Regions from separate parts of the Homo sapiens genome. Here regions 2 and 3 are each linked to region 1. Evidence: chromatin contacts called from ENCODE Hi-C or POLR2A ChIA-PET data. All regions are on one chromosome and are shown on one strand. The core of a region is the stretch at or near the end of the contact, and the rest is flanking DNA. Distances in the headings are between cores, read along the strand shown. Region 1 overlaps LOC105377998 (a long non-coding RNA gene). Region 2 overlaps LOC105377998 (a long non-coding RNA gene). Region 3 has its middle 78 kb from the start of PTPRK.

Region 1 (4,409 bases), core at 1,021-3,520:
AAAGGACATGAACTCATCATTTTTTATGGCTGCATAGTATTCCATGGTGTATATGTGCCACATTTTCTTAATCCGGTCTATCATTGTTGGACATTTGGGTTGGTTCCAAGTCTTTGCTATTGTGAATAGTACCGCAATAAACATATGTGTGCATGTGTCTTTATAGCAGCATGATTTATAGTCCTTTGGGTATATACCCAGTAATGGGATGGGTGGGTCAAATGGTATTTCTAGTTCTAGATCCCTCAGGAATCGCCACACTGACTTCCACAATAGTTGAACTAGTTTACAGTCCCACCAACAGTGTAAAAGTGTTCCTATTTCTCCACATCCTCTCCAGCACCTGTTGTTTCCTGACTTTTTAATGATTGCCATTCTAACTGGTGTGAGATGATATCTCATTGTGGTTTTGATTTGCATTTCTCTGATGGCCAGTGATGGTGAGCATTTTTTTCATGTGTTTTTGGCTGCATAAATGTCTTCTTCTTTCTGTAAACAAGTATTACTAATTTTCTTGGGTAAATAAGAATTAAATGACTGGTTTGAATGTTCTGTTCATGTTTCGCTTTACAAGGGACTCACAAAATGTTTTCCAAATGATGGTTGATTATTCCCACCAACATTATAGTAGAGTTCTAATTGCTCCACATTTTTGCCAGTATTTTGTATTGTCAGACTTTTAACTTTAGCAATTTCTAACGGGCATTTGGTGGACTTAATTTTGATTTTTCTGTTGATTAATGATGTTTCATATGCCCATTAGCAATTTATATATCTTTCTATGTGATGCATCAGTTCAACTCTCTGTCCATTTAAAATTTGATTGTTTTTCTTATTATTTAGTTGTAAGAGGTCTTTATATATTCTGGAAACTAATCCTTTGTCAGAAATTTGTACTGTAAATGTTTACTCCCAGACTTTATCTTGCCTTTTTATTTTTGTCAAAGTGTCTTTCAAAGGGCAGTCATTTTTAATCTTGATGGAGTACAAGCATCAGTTTTTCTTTTACGTTCATGCTTTCTACATAGTATGTAAAAATAACACAAAAAACAATATAAACAGTATAGCAAGGTCACAAATATTTTCTACTATATTTTATTCTAGAAGTTTTACAGTTTTAACTTTCACACTTAGGGCTATGATTTAAGTTAATTTTTATGTATGATTTGAATTAAGCATTAAAGCTTATTTTTACTTTGCTATTTTTATCTCTGGTTTGAGTTAGGTCTTCTTCATATCATCCATGTTTCTATTTAAAATGCTTAATATTTCCTCTATTAAGCTTAACTATCCTAACTTAACTTAACTATCCTAACTTAACTTAACTATCCTAAATATTTAGGCAGCCAACATTGGGCCACATAAAACAAATTCTTAGAGACCTATAAAGAGACTTAGATAACCACACAATAATTGTGGGAGACTTAACACCTTACTGACAGTGTTAGACACATCATTAAGGCAGAAAACTAACATAGATATCTGGGACCTATTGGTTCTTGAACACCTGGATAGAGTTGTAATAACTGTTTTAATGTCTTTGTTTATATGTTCTATCATCTTCATAATTTCTGGGTCAGTTTTGATTTAATTTTTTCTCTTCGTTATGAGTCTTATTTTCCTGCTTTTTTATGTTTGTATGGCAGACTTTGTGAAATTTACCTCATTGAGTGATGGATATTTTTGTATTACTATAAATGTTGTTGAGCTTTGTTCTGGGACATAGTTAAGTTACTCGGAAACAGATGGGTTCTTTCAGGTCTTGAATTTAATCTTTGTTAGGTGGGATTAGAGCAGCTAATTTTGTCACGCTACTGAAGAAAAGCCATTATGCATATACTACTCAATGCCCCATTTTCCACTCTGACTAGTGGGTAGAGAAACTATTCTTGGCCCTGTGAAAACTCTGTAAATTTTCTCCTCTAATCCTTTTGGGTTGTTCTTTTTCCATCCTCAGAGAGTTTCCTCACAGAAATACCCTGATTAATACTCAGCCAAAGCCTTGAGGGAAGGGAGATCCTGTGAAGATTTCTGAATCTCTGTGTAACTTTCCCCTCTGGTACTCTGACCAGCAAAATGTAGCTTTCTCCAAAGAGACCTGAGCAGTTTGTCAGGGATTAGAGTATACTGGCTCCTGAGTGGTGTTAGCCAGGGAAATGAAATGTTTTGTGGTGATGTCAATCAATTTTAAGGCATCATTTCCTCATTGTCAGACATATCTCTCACATAGGCAAGGAAGCTCATGTCAGCTGACTAGACATCCTCTCTCCAGGACAATGGTGGAGATTCCCTGTGAATCTAGCCCTCTTGGTCTCCGTTTCCTTTTGTTGCATGCCAACATACCCCTGCTTGATAAACCCTCTTTCTTTTGTGGTAAGTTTGTAGCTCTCTCAGTCCCAGTGACATTACAATCTTTGCTAATTAGTCATCTCACTTGGGGTTTCCAAAACTCTTTATTCACAAATACTGATAGTCCTATGAGTCATTCTTATATATGAGTAATTCAGTAATTTTGTGTTGATTTTTACCAGTTTTATCTCAAAGATCAATTTCATTGTAAATGTTGTGACTATAATTACTGTGAATTAAGAATTTTTGAACATATTCCTATTTAAAAAAAAATCTTTGCTAGGACCATCTATCTTATTTGTATGAGCTCCTTTATAATCTAGATTTTTGGGTATTATTTATTTGTTAATATCTTCTAGTTTGACCTTGCCCTTATTTTGGTTCTATTTCATTGTCCATAGAATTAAAATAATTTTTTTTGTGGTGGATTGGTCGGTGAGGGGAGGCAGTGGCAGACAGGGTCTTGCTCTTTTGCCCAGGGTGGAGTGCAGTGGCTCAATCATAGCTTTGTAACATCAAACTCCTGGGACTCCATACATGCACTATGACTGGCTAATTAAAAAAATTATTTTGTAGCAGTGGAATCTTGCTATGTTGCCCAGGCTGGAACAGAATTAAAATTCTAATATAGTAAAAAGTATAAAATCTTTACATTTATTGTTTCTTCTCTTTAATGTATACGAATGAATTAATATTTAATCTAGAGACCTGAAAAGCATTAAATTCCATTTTCTGGTAGATTTTTGAATATATATTTTATTTTTGTAGACATATTAGAGTGTTGTTCCGTCTCTCATATTTTTCTCCTTCCTGACTACTCCTCTCATCACTTGGCTAATCCATAGCAGCATGGGGGTGGGTCCATAATAGCCCTGTTGGCACAATCTGATTCTTCCTCTTTGATGATGGTTTATTTTAATCCAGTGACCATCTGAATCAAGATGGCCTAATTAGCATTATTTTCCTGGGACTTTAAATCTGGGCTGTAAAATTTAAATTGAAAACAAGGAGAGTCACTTGAATGAATAAGATGTAATCTTAGGACACTGTAGAAGAGATATCTTAGTTATGATATCACTGGGGTGTTCAGAGAAAGAGGTGAATAAATGAACTTAATGCTCAGTAAGAAGCAGAAGTGAGAGGAGGAAGGGAATTTCCTGGGATTTTTATGTCTTCTGCTTCCTAGTTCCAGTGTTTCTCTAAAACCAGCCTGCATTTCTGTTCTTGGTCATTAATAAAATGTACTTATATCTTTATAATAAATTCTCTCTTTCACTTACTTTAGCTAAATTTAGTTTATAGTACTTCTAATTCAGGAGTTTTAACTAATAAAGAATTCAAGTTTTTTCCCTTTTTTGTAATAAGTTTGGTGTAAGCTGTCAGATGGAGTATCCAACATTCACCCTAAGAGTAGGAACTAGATAAATTATATACCACCTTCTGGGCAGCATATGAAGGCAGTTCACAAAAGAAAGAGGCTGAGGTCAAGGCAGAAGCTAGTTTTGTATATTACTACCAGATCTTATAATTTCTAAGACAAAAGAAATTAAGCTTGAGCTAGGTTAGAAAACCGTGGGAGAGACTGGTTAAGTATCAATACCTAGCCTGGAGAAGGGGCAGACACAAAATGGAAGAGTAATAAGAGAAGACTGGAAATAACACTTAGTTAAACTAGATAATCCATACAGAATCAATCTAGAAAGAGTCTCATGATTAATAAGTTTAGTTAATCCTTTATTTTTTTCATTTAGAAGCTATATAGGCATAGGGTACTGGACAAAACCGGCATATACAGCAGAAACCAAGGCAAACACAGCCCTTCCATTATGGAGCTCACATTCTTGTGGGATGGAGAAGGAAGGTATTAAATAATTAAGTATACATTTATTCATTCATTATTACTGTAATGAGTACTGTTAAGGAGAACCATTAAAGTTTAAGCTGAAGGAACTTGACCAGGTCTGGGTGACAAGGAATGATTCTTTAAGAAAGTGAAATAAAGTATCTTTGCATATATTTTCTAGGCCAGATGTTTAAAATAGTAGACTTGTTCCAGTGGG
Region 2 (4,108 bases), core at 1,560-4,059, 41 kb after region 1:
GGTTAATATACTTTTTCTCTCTCAATCCTCCCAACCTGCCCTCTTTACCTTTATCTCTCCAAAATAACATGTTTGTTGTTTAATAGAGATGACATCGTCCTAATCTAAGGCTTAAGATTCCTGTAACTCTTAAGTCACACTTTGCCAAATTTTTATTCAATCACTGAAGGCTCACATTGCCTCTGAAAGAAAAAAAAAAAGCAAGTGAAATATTTCTGACTGTGAGTGTTCTTATATTGGCATCTTAGTGTGAACTTAGGGGATATGTTAGCGTTGACTGTTTTCTGTATCACCTCAGGTGTATTTTGTCTTTCCCCTCTTGACTTCACTTACCCACTCACTCTGACTAATGTCCTAGCAGTGGCAAGCATGTAGATGTCTAAAAATGTAGAAATTGTAAGAAAGAGGCTGTTTCAGGGCAGCATTTGGAAGTGGCTATTGTGTAGGGCTAACCATATCTCTCTCCTGCCAGAGGTCATGGCCTTGTTGATGGTCTCTAGTCAAGAGCAATCCCATTAGTGAAAAAAAAAAAAAAAAAGAAAACCAGCACTGACAGTGACTGCTTCCAAATATTCTCCTGTCTGCTACTATAGAATTTCCTAGTGTTTCCCATCTTGTCAATTCCTTTCCCTCACCTTTTTTACACTGAGTGAACAACTTTTATTTGAAGTGTTAGGTACTAACCCAGTTCTCTCACCCTTTACTCTGCTTCCTTCCTTTCTTAAATGCTTCCTGCTTTGTAACCCTCTGCAGCTAGTGATACATTAGTTTATGTTTGTGTTTTCTCAAGAAGTGAAACTGTTGTAGGTTGACCTATTATATAGAAGTACATACTCCTCAGTAGAAGGCAACTTATGATTGTAGAAACTGGGTGTTTCGTGAGAAGTTGCTACTTAACTGACCAATTAGGAAAAGGGGTACAGAAATGATTGAGACCTCCAAGGAGATACAGATTCATTTAAGTTGAGTGTACTGCTGCAGACATCATTTTGAATATCTGTATTACGAGTAAATGGTGGAAATTTGAAGACAAGTCCATACTTTATGAAAGTAAGAGAACAAGAAATTTGTTTCCCTAAATCTGTGAGCATACCCTATAATTCATCAGAAACAGCAAATTCACAAACACAAAATTGACAGAAATATGTAAAACTTTTCCAGCAGTTTACTTCTGAATACATTAGAAAATGTGACAGAACATAGTAAATTTCTTGTCATTTTACTTCCCAAGGGAAGTGCTAGGTTTGTAAATCCTAGAATATCATCAAATTATATTTTGAAATTTATTTCTTTTTGAGCTAGAATTTTAAAAGATTACATGTTTTTTCACAGAATACGTTCATCCAGTTACTAATAATGATGCTGAAGGAATGGAAATGTAATTTCTAGAAATCATCACTTTTCAAAGTTTTATAGTTTGTGAACTGGAATACTGAAGATGGAAGTATGATTTAATATTTGGTAGAAACAGGAGAGTTTGTTATTTGTAGCTCTGATATTAGAAATTACTTGAGGTTTCTGTTACCAAACTTCACAAAATATATTTCATAAAAAGCATTCTTAACTCAGGTTATACATTTTTTAAAAATTATTCTGAAAGGAATTAGATATTTAACATTGTAGCTGACCTAAATAAATTGGAGAAAATTCTTAAACAATTATCTTTCATTTTCCCATCAATAAATGGAGCAATAATAATACCTAATTATTTATTGCACAGGAGTCTTGCAATAATTAATTAAAGCTTTAAAGTACTTTGAAGATGAAAACAATTTTATAGGCCTCATTATTAAAGGTAATTTGTTATGGTAACCAGTCAAAGTCATTCATTTGGTCTTTTAAACTTGTTTTTAAATGCTCTATTCGGATCCAGGTGTTAATTAAAAAATTTTAAAACAACACTTAGGAAACATATGAAATTCTGCTTTCTATCTTGATGCTTAACTTGTGAAATAATAGGTAAGTTTTTTTTCCGAATTTTGTTTTTTTCATGTTTATACGCCTCTCTCAAATCCCATTGAGTGAGCGAGTATTGCTCCCAGCTCATTATTACAAAAAGAGGTTTGCCATGTTAAAGCCACTAAGATTTTTCTTTTTCTGAAGCTCTTTACTTAATGCAAAGACAAAGTGTCATCTATGATAACAATTCTGCATATGGAAAACACAAGGTTATTCATCCATTTAAACATTTATTGAGCAAATGCTATAGTTTAAAAAAGATAAGCCACTCGGTAAATTGGAAAATATAGTAATATGTCACTTGCATGAAATTTTTATCCAATGAAATAATCAAGTAATTAAATTTAAGGTGAAAGTGATTGATGTAATATAGGTTAAAAGCCAGTATGGCAAAGGCTGAAACATTACAAAGAGAGGCATCAAATGTGGTTTTGGGAAGCACTCAATTTTTGTGTAGATAATATCCTAGATGTACCTGTATTTCATAGGAAAGAAGGCAGTAGTGGTATTCTAGAACAGTGGTTCTCAACAAGGGCAATAGTCCCCTGTCCCCCATTCCTGGGACATTTATCAATTTCTGGAAATATTTTTGGTTGTCACAACTAGGGAAGTGCTACTTGCATCTAGTGGGAAGCTACTAAACATCCTACAAAACACAGGACGGCCCACCACAACAGAGAATTATCCAGCCCTAAATATCAACAAAACTGAGCTTGAGGAAGTCTGCTCTTGTTGGAAAACACAGAACTATCAAGGCACCAGATGGAGAAAGTATAAGATGTATATCAGGAATAGCTTGGCAGGAGTAGACGTTGAAGGTAACATTGAAAATGCTTTAGGATAGCCTTGATTATTAGATTAGACTACAAAGCTGACTCATTGAATCACTCACGCACTGTGAGTCATTCAATAAACATTTATATCTCAGGCAATACGGACAGAGAGATAGAAGATATAGATGCTGCTGTAAAGTTTACAATTTAGTTGGAGACAGTCAGATAAACCACCCACTGTGTGAACAAAGTGATATCTGTCAAACACCAATTCTACTGTGTCTTTAAAAAAAGTTCAATTAAAAATAAATTTTGGAAAGAGTATGCACTACATACTTCTCCACAACTTGGGACTATATACAATCTTGTTTTGTGTATCAGTTTGCCTTTATTTCAGCCAGCATTTCTTTTGGCAGTGTACTTTTAATTCCCTTTTATATAACAACTATTAGCAACCCATGACGTATTGGATAGCTTCCCTTCCAGACTCACTCTGGACCCTTCTCTGTGCTATTCCAGGCTCAAGATACTGATCTTCGGGAACTTCATGCTGAGTGTCCCTGTGTTCGGTTCTTGATTGTGTTTGGCCCAAGAGGGACATTTATAGGAGATGAGAGGGTGAGAGGAGACAGGGGTTGGGGCATTTGGTCCCTCAACTCCCTCCTCCAAATAGCCAGGTCACCACAGACTTGCTGCATCCCTCCACTGAAGGCCACACTCCTTTCAGATGCCCTTTCTTATAGAGCTACCCTGTCTGGGTCCTTATAACTGTTTCCTCTCCTTATCCCTTCTATCTAAAGCTGGCAATGTTCCTCATCTGTTGTGAGCTGTATGCTGCTTCACTATCCCTCTTTAGGAAACTGCCTACACATTTGTAAAAATCCTTTATTAAGCACTCCTCAAAGTGCCAGTCTAGGATTCTCATTGTTATATATGGGGAACATGACTTGGGAACTGCTTGTATGGTAGTTGCTTTTAAAAAGAGTTCTGCATAGGAAGGAGTCCGAAAAGTTTAAATTTCATATTATGACTTATGCACATCTATTGAAGAATGTATCTGTTAGCTTATTTATTCCTGCATGTATGTATGTATCTGTATGTATGTATTTATTTATTTTGAGATGGAGTCTAGCTGTCGCCCAGGCTGGAGTGCAGTGGTGTGATCTCAGCTCAGTGCAACCTCCACCTCCCGGCTTCAAGCAATTCTCCTGCCTCAGCCTCCCGAGTAGCTGGGATTATAGGAACCTGCCACCACACCCAGCTAATTTGTGTGTGGTGTGTGTATTTAGTAGAGACAGGGTTTCGTCATGTTGTCCAGGCTGGTCTCGAACTCCTGACTTCAAGTGATCCACCTGCCTCGGCCTCCCAAAGTGCTG
Region 3 (3,961 bases), core at 1,142-3,641, 58 kb before region 1:
CCAATTTAACACTTGCATCCTTTCTAGCAAGGTTGTTTTTTATTTATGTTTTTTATTTCCTCTGCATCTCAGTGATAGTTGTCTTGGCACACAGTCCCAGCTGCAGACAGCTTTTATTTTTAGGTTTCCCTATTCAGAAAGAGTAGTCCCTGTTTAGGCATTTCACTGTCATTCTAAGCTTTCCACTGAGCTACAACCCTGCAGCTTTCTTCAAATTCAAGTCACTGGGGAGGGCTTTTGAAATGCTCAAAGAACGAGACAACATTTTGTACAAAGGGGAAAAAGCAACCATAAAGATATTCCAAAACCAAGTAGATACCATGAAAACGAATGGAAAAGAGAAGACAGTGACAGGAACCAAAAGGACAAAAGACAATATGTTGAATCTGTAATAAGCCAGCCAGAAGCCCCAAGGACAATGGTAGGAACCTACAGATAGAGGTCTGCACATAGGGAAATAAATTCTTACTTCGTGATTCCCAAAAGCACCACCCAAGTTACTAGAGGTGACAAAAATACTTCCTCTTATTAAAATAAGGAAGTTATTTTGGGACCACATTATTAGTGAACTGGTTAGTTTTAGAGAGCTCTTCTAGAAACTCATTGAGGTATAGATTTTCAAAGTAGTTAAGTACATTATTTGAGTAAAATAACATTATGTTCAACCTAACTTACAAAAGGAATAGTATAATTAAACAGACTTGTGCCTGGAACTGAAAATATACTCAGTTAAGCATTGCCATATTTTATAAAGGATGTTAGAATCCCTTTACCCTGTATTTAGTAATCCTAGCTGTGATGCAAGATAGATTAATAGATAAGCCACAAAGTAATTGTAATCAAACATAAAGGTACAATTTAGGAAATGGGTAATGTACCTATAGGTGCCTAATCCAATATATACTTCATATGATGCCCAAATATGCCACATTTTTGGTCTGTTAGAGGAGCATGAAACTAGTGATGGTCAGGAAATGATTCAGAAAGCAAGTCCTAAGGCAGTTGCAAAGCTGTAGAAGGAAAGTCCTGGAAAGCTTTAATGTTTTGGGCTTGCAAATGGGTCTCTTTGTCCTCAAATGTTTTAAGAATAATTTTTCAGTCATAATTTGTAAAAACCAATGGCATTTTTGTTGAAAATATTTTGGCCTCTTGAGGTGGACTTGCAGAAAATACTGCAACAGCACTTTTGTACCCCCACTAACCATTTCGATGAACTCAGCTGTATCATCTCCTGCCCTCACCCACTGTTTCACTCCTGGTTACTGCCCTCTGTTCTTAGCATATATGATACCCTGCCATGGCTCATTCGTTCTCAGCAAGGGGACAAGGAACTCAAGAACTGGCAGCACGAGAGCAAGTTGCCTCAGGCCAGGGGTCAGACCCGGCTATAGGTCTTGCCTTGTCTCCTCTCCACTTTCTCTATTTCTTTGGCTCTCCTGACAATTTCTCATAGCTTCCCTGTTTGAGCACACATTTTGCTTTTCCCCTTGCATTTCTATTGATCATCCAGAAGCTGTTTGCTGGGGCCTTTGCAACTCCCAGCTTGCAATATTTATGTCCATTCTCTTGATACCTATGTGTATCCATTTCCCTGACATTTTAAAATGTGTTTCTCCTCAGTTTTAGCTCTTCTCCTGACTACTACTTTGCCCTGTCCCTAGATATCCTGCCATAATTAATGTTGAATGAAAGAATCTAATCAACCAAGACTGGAAATTCATACAGACTTTGAAATGGGGACAAAATCTTACATTTGTTTCTAGTGTGTCCCCATAGATTTGACTATCACACTTTGGGGCATCAGTGGCATTAAGTGACAAATTACTTCTGGGAGTTGTAGGATGATTCTATGTCAAGCTCTCCACTCAGATCCAATGAGTCACTAGTTCCTACTTATGAACAGGTATTAACTTGCTTCATTTGCAAACCCCAGCAAGAATTTTGGTCACAAGCCACAGTTGCCATAAGAACTGGCTTTGGAATAAGTTAGGCTTTGGTTCCTATGCCAGCTCTCCCATGTCATAACTTTGATCAGGATAGCAATAATAATAATATTTTTTCTCCCAAGACTTACCATAGAGTTTGGTACATAGAAAGTACTTAACTACTATGATGAGGCATAAAAATGTTTAATTAATCACCGAGATTTAAACTGACTTTTAGAGGAACTTTCTTAGCAGGTACCTGGTTCCCCAAAGTTTCTCATGCCCATGACACGCACTATAACCTTAGCAAAGGTTATCAGGATCTTCTGTTGACTGTGCTGTTCTTTCTGCACTTTTGGCTTCTTGGAAACACTGTCCCTCCCAACAGTCCATGCTGAGAGTTTCCAACTGGGTAATCACATCTGTCTAGTCAGATGCTAACTTTCTGCTCCGCAGAGGTATGTCCCTCAAAGTTCATACCTGAGGAATCATTTGGAAAGATTCCTTCCTTCAATATCTCTGGCTGAGTCATGCATACCTCCTCATCAAAGACAAATAGAAAACAAGGTCAATAGGAAAGCGGTGCTCACCTATCTTACTGTCTGTACCTTTTCCTATTATGACTAGCCTCATAATCTTTAGGTTAGAATGACTTGCACTAACCTGTTCCTAGAGTCCCTTCCTTGTCCCTTGTGGCACTTGCCAGTTGTGATTGCAACTGGTGGTTTTAAGCATGTTACCACTTCAAAACTCCAAGCTTTATGAAAACCAAGAAGATGTATGTACCATTTGACTATTTTTATATCTCCCATTTCTAGCCCAGGGGTTGGCATTATCACATAGCAGTTAAGAGCTTGTGATCTGGAGCCAGCCTGCGTGGTTCAGCTTAAAACTCAACTCCATATTATTTATGTGAATTTAGGCAAGTCACTGAAATTACTCCTACTTCAGTTTACTTTCCTAAAAACAGGTATTTTCATAATAGTGTTTACCTCTTAGGAGAGATTAAATAAGTCAATATGCATAAGCACTTAGGACAATGCTTGGCACAGAGCAAGTAACTATTAAAATAGGTACTTAGTAAATATTTGCTGGATTAGCAAATGCCACAATAGGTCCAGTCATCAGCATTTTGCAGACATCATTTAATCAACCCGAATAGTCCAGTGGCTCTAGAGTCTCTTAATTTCTTTTTTCATGATTTTTTTTCATTTACTGCCTCTCAGGCTTTATTGCATTTGTGTCAAATCCACTTGTCTAAACATTTAAAAAAGCAAAACAGTGTTACATAGTTTTAAAAACCATTATAATTTGACTCTATGAGTTTCAAAAACTTCATATACAAGTGCTTAATTGTCTCATTCGAGGTTTTACATTGCTGATGAAATCCACTCATTTAAGAGGTAGGTAGTAATGCAGTGTGTGGGGTGTAAAGTAAAATGCTAGGGGTGTGTGTGTGTAGGTATGTTTGTTTATATGTGTGCTTGTGTATATTTTTATGTGTGTATGTTAGGGGTAGCTGGCTGTGCCAAAGGTGAATAAGATGAAGTTCCTGCTCTATAGAATCTTGAAATTTAATAAAAGAGATAACCATGCAAACAACTAACTAAATCACAAGGCACAATCCTCTGTGAGCCTGTGAGTATCTGCATCCTGCTCTGGGAAAGTGTAATAATCTCTTTTTGTGTCTACGATTGTACCCGGGCTGGCATCTGAGTTAGATCATAGGCTCCTAACATTTCACTTTATCAGTTCGTACAATGCCCCACATCTCTGTGAGCTAAAAAAACATGTTGCTATCAGCACAATGTGAGAAGAATGGTTTTTTTTCCCCGAAGGGACAAAAGTAGTGCCATAAAGCTATAGAATAGGCAAGTCTCTCAGTAAAATGAGTTTCCCTAAAAGGATTTCCTAAGGAACATCTTAAGGTATTTAAATAAACAAACAAATAAGACAACTGAGTAGAGTTTAAGTCTGTGCCTTTTCCTTATTCTCTAGTCCTGGTTCTTTTGACGTAAAGTGAAACATTTTTGGGG

The links. Hi-C counts contacts between places; a loop is a spot of excess contacts on that map. ChIA-PET counts read pairs that join two places held with the same protein, here RNA polymerase II (POLR2A). Pooled maps may share reads with other maps.
Region 2: a loop to region 1 is called in a map of endothelial cell of umbilical vein, with 5 times the contacts of the local background. The contact joins two enhancer-like sites. A Hi-C loop is called at or near these places in 1 of 168 maps with a recorded cell type or tissue (endothelial cell of umbilical vein), 3 of 37 single-sample maps with no recorded cell type and 1 of 50 pooled maps. POLR2A ChIA-PET finds 5 or more read pairs at or near these places in 3 of 52 experiments (GM12878, OCI-LY7 and activated CD4-positive, alpha-beta T cell).
Region 3: a map of PC-3 shows a loop between it and region 1 (9-fold over the local background). The contact joins two enhancer-like sites. A Hi-C loop is called at or near these places in 6 of 168 maps with a recorded cell type or tissue (CD4-positive, alpha-beta T cell, PC-3, PC-9 and 3 more), 6 of 37 single-sample maps with no recorded cell type and 15 of 50 pooled maps.

Annotation. Positions count from the first base shown.
Region 1 is chr6:128,653,926-128,658,334 of GRCh38, forward strand. All of the region lies in intron 1 of LOC105377998 (a long non-coding RNA gene), which reads left to right. Among named protein-coding and RNA genes, the nearest start is that of PTPRK, 140 kb to the left of the region's middle. RefSeq lists an enhancer at 1,611-2,810. Within about 2 kb of position 2,271, at least 5 of the 41 ENCODE cell types and tissues checked have a DNase peak (open chromatin) inside an H3K27ac peak, as active enhancers do; they include PC-3, PC-9, endothelial cell of umbilical vein and 1 more, where a contact is called at or near this core.
Region 2 is chr6:128,694,027-128,698,134 of GRCh38, forward strand. It overlaps LOC105377998 (a long non-coding RNA gene), which reads left to right. Exons shown (of 3, transcript XR_001744339.2): 3 at 1-3,840. Among named protein-coding and RNA genes, the nearest start is that of PTPRK, 180 kb to the left of the region's middle. Within about 2 kb of position 2,810, at least 2 of the 41 ENCODE cell types and tissues checked have a DNase peak (open chromatin) inside an H3K27ac peak, as active enhancers do; they include endothelial cell of umbilical vein, where a contact is called at or near this core.
Region 3 is chr6:128,596,265-128,600,225 of GRCh38, forward strand. No RefSeq gene overlaps it. Among named protein-coding and RNA genes, the nearest start is that of PTPRK, 78 kb to the left of the region's middle. Within about 2 kb of position 2,392, at least 3 of the 41 ENCODE cell types and tissues checked have a DNase peak (open chromatin) inside an H3K27ac peak, as active enhancers do; they include PC-3, PC-9 and mammary epithelial cell, where a contact is called at or near this core.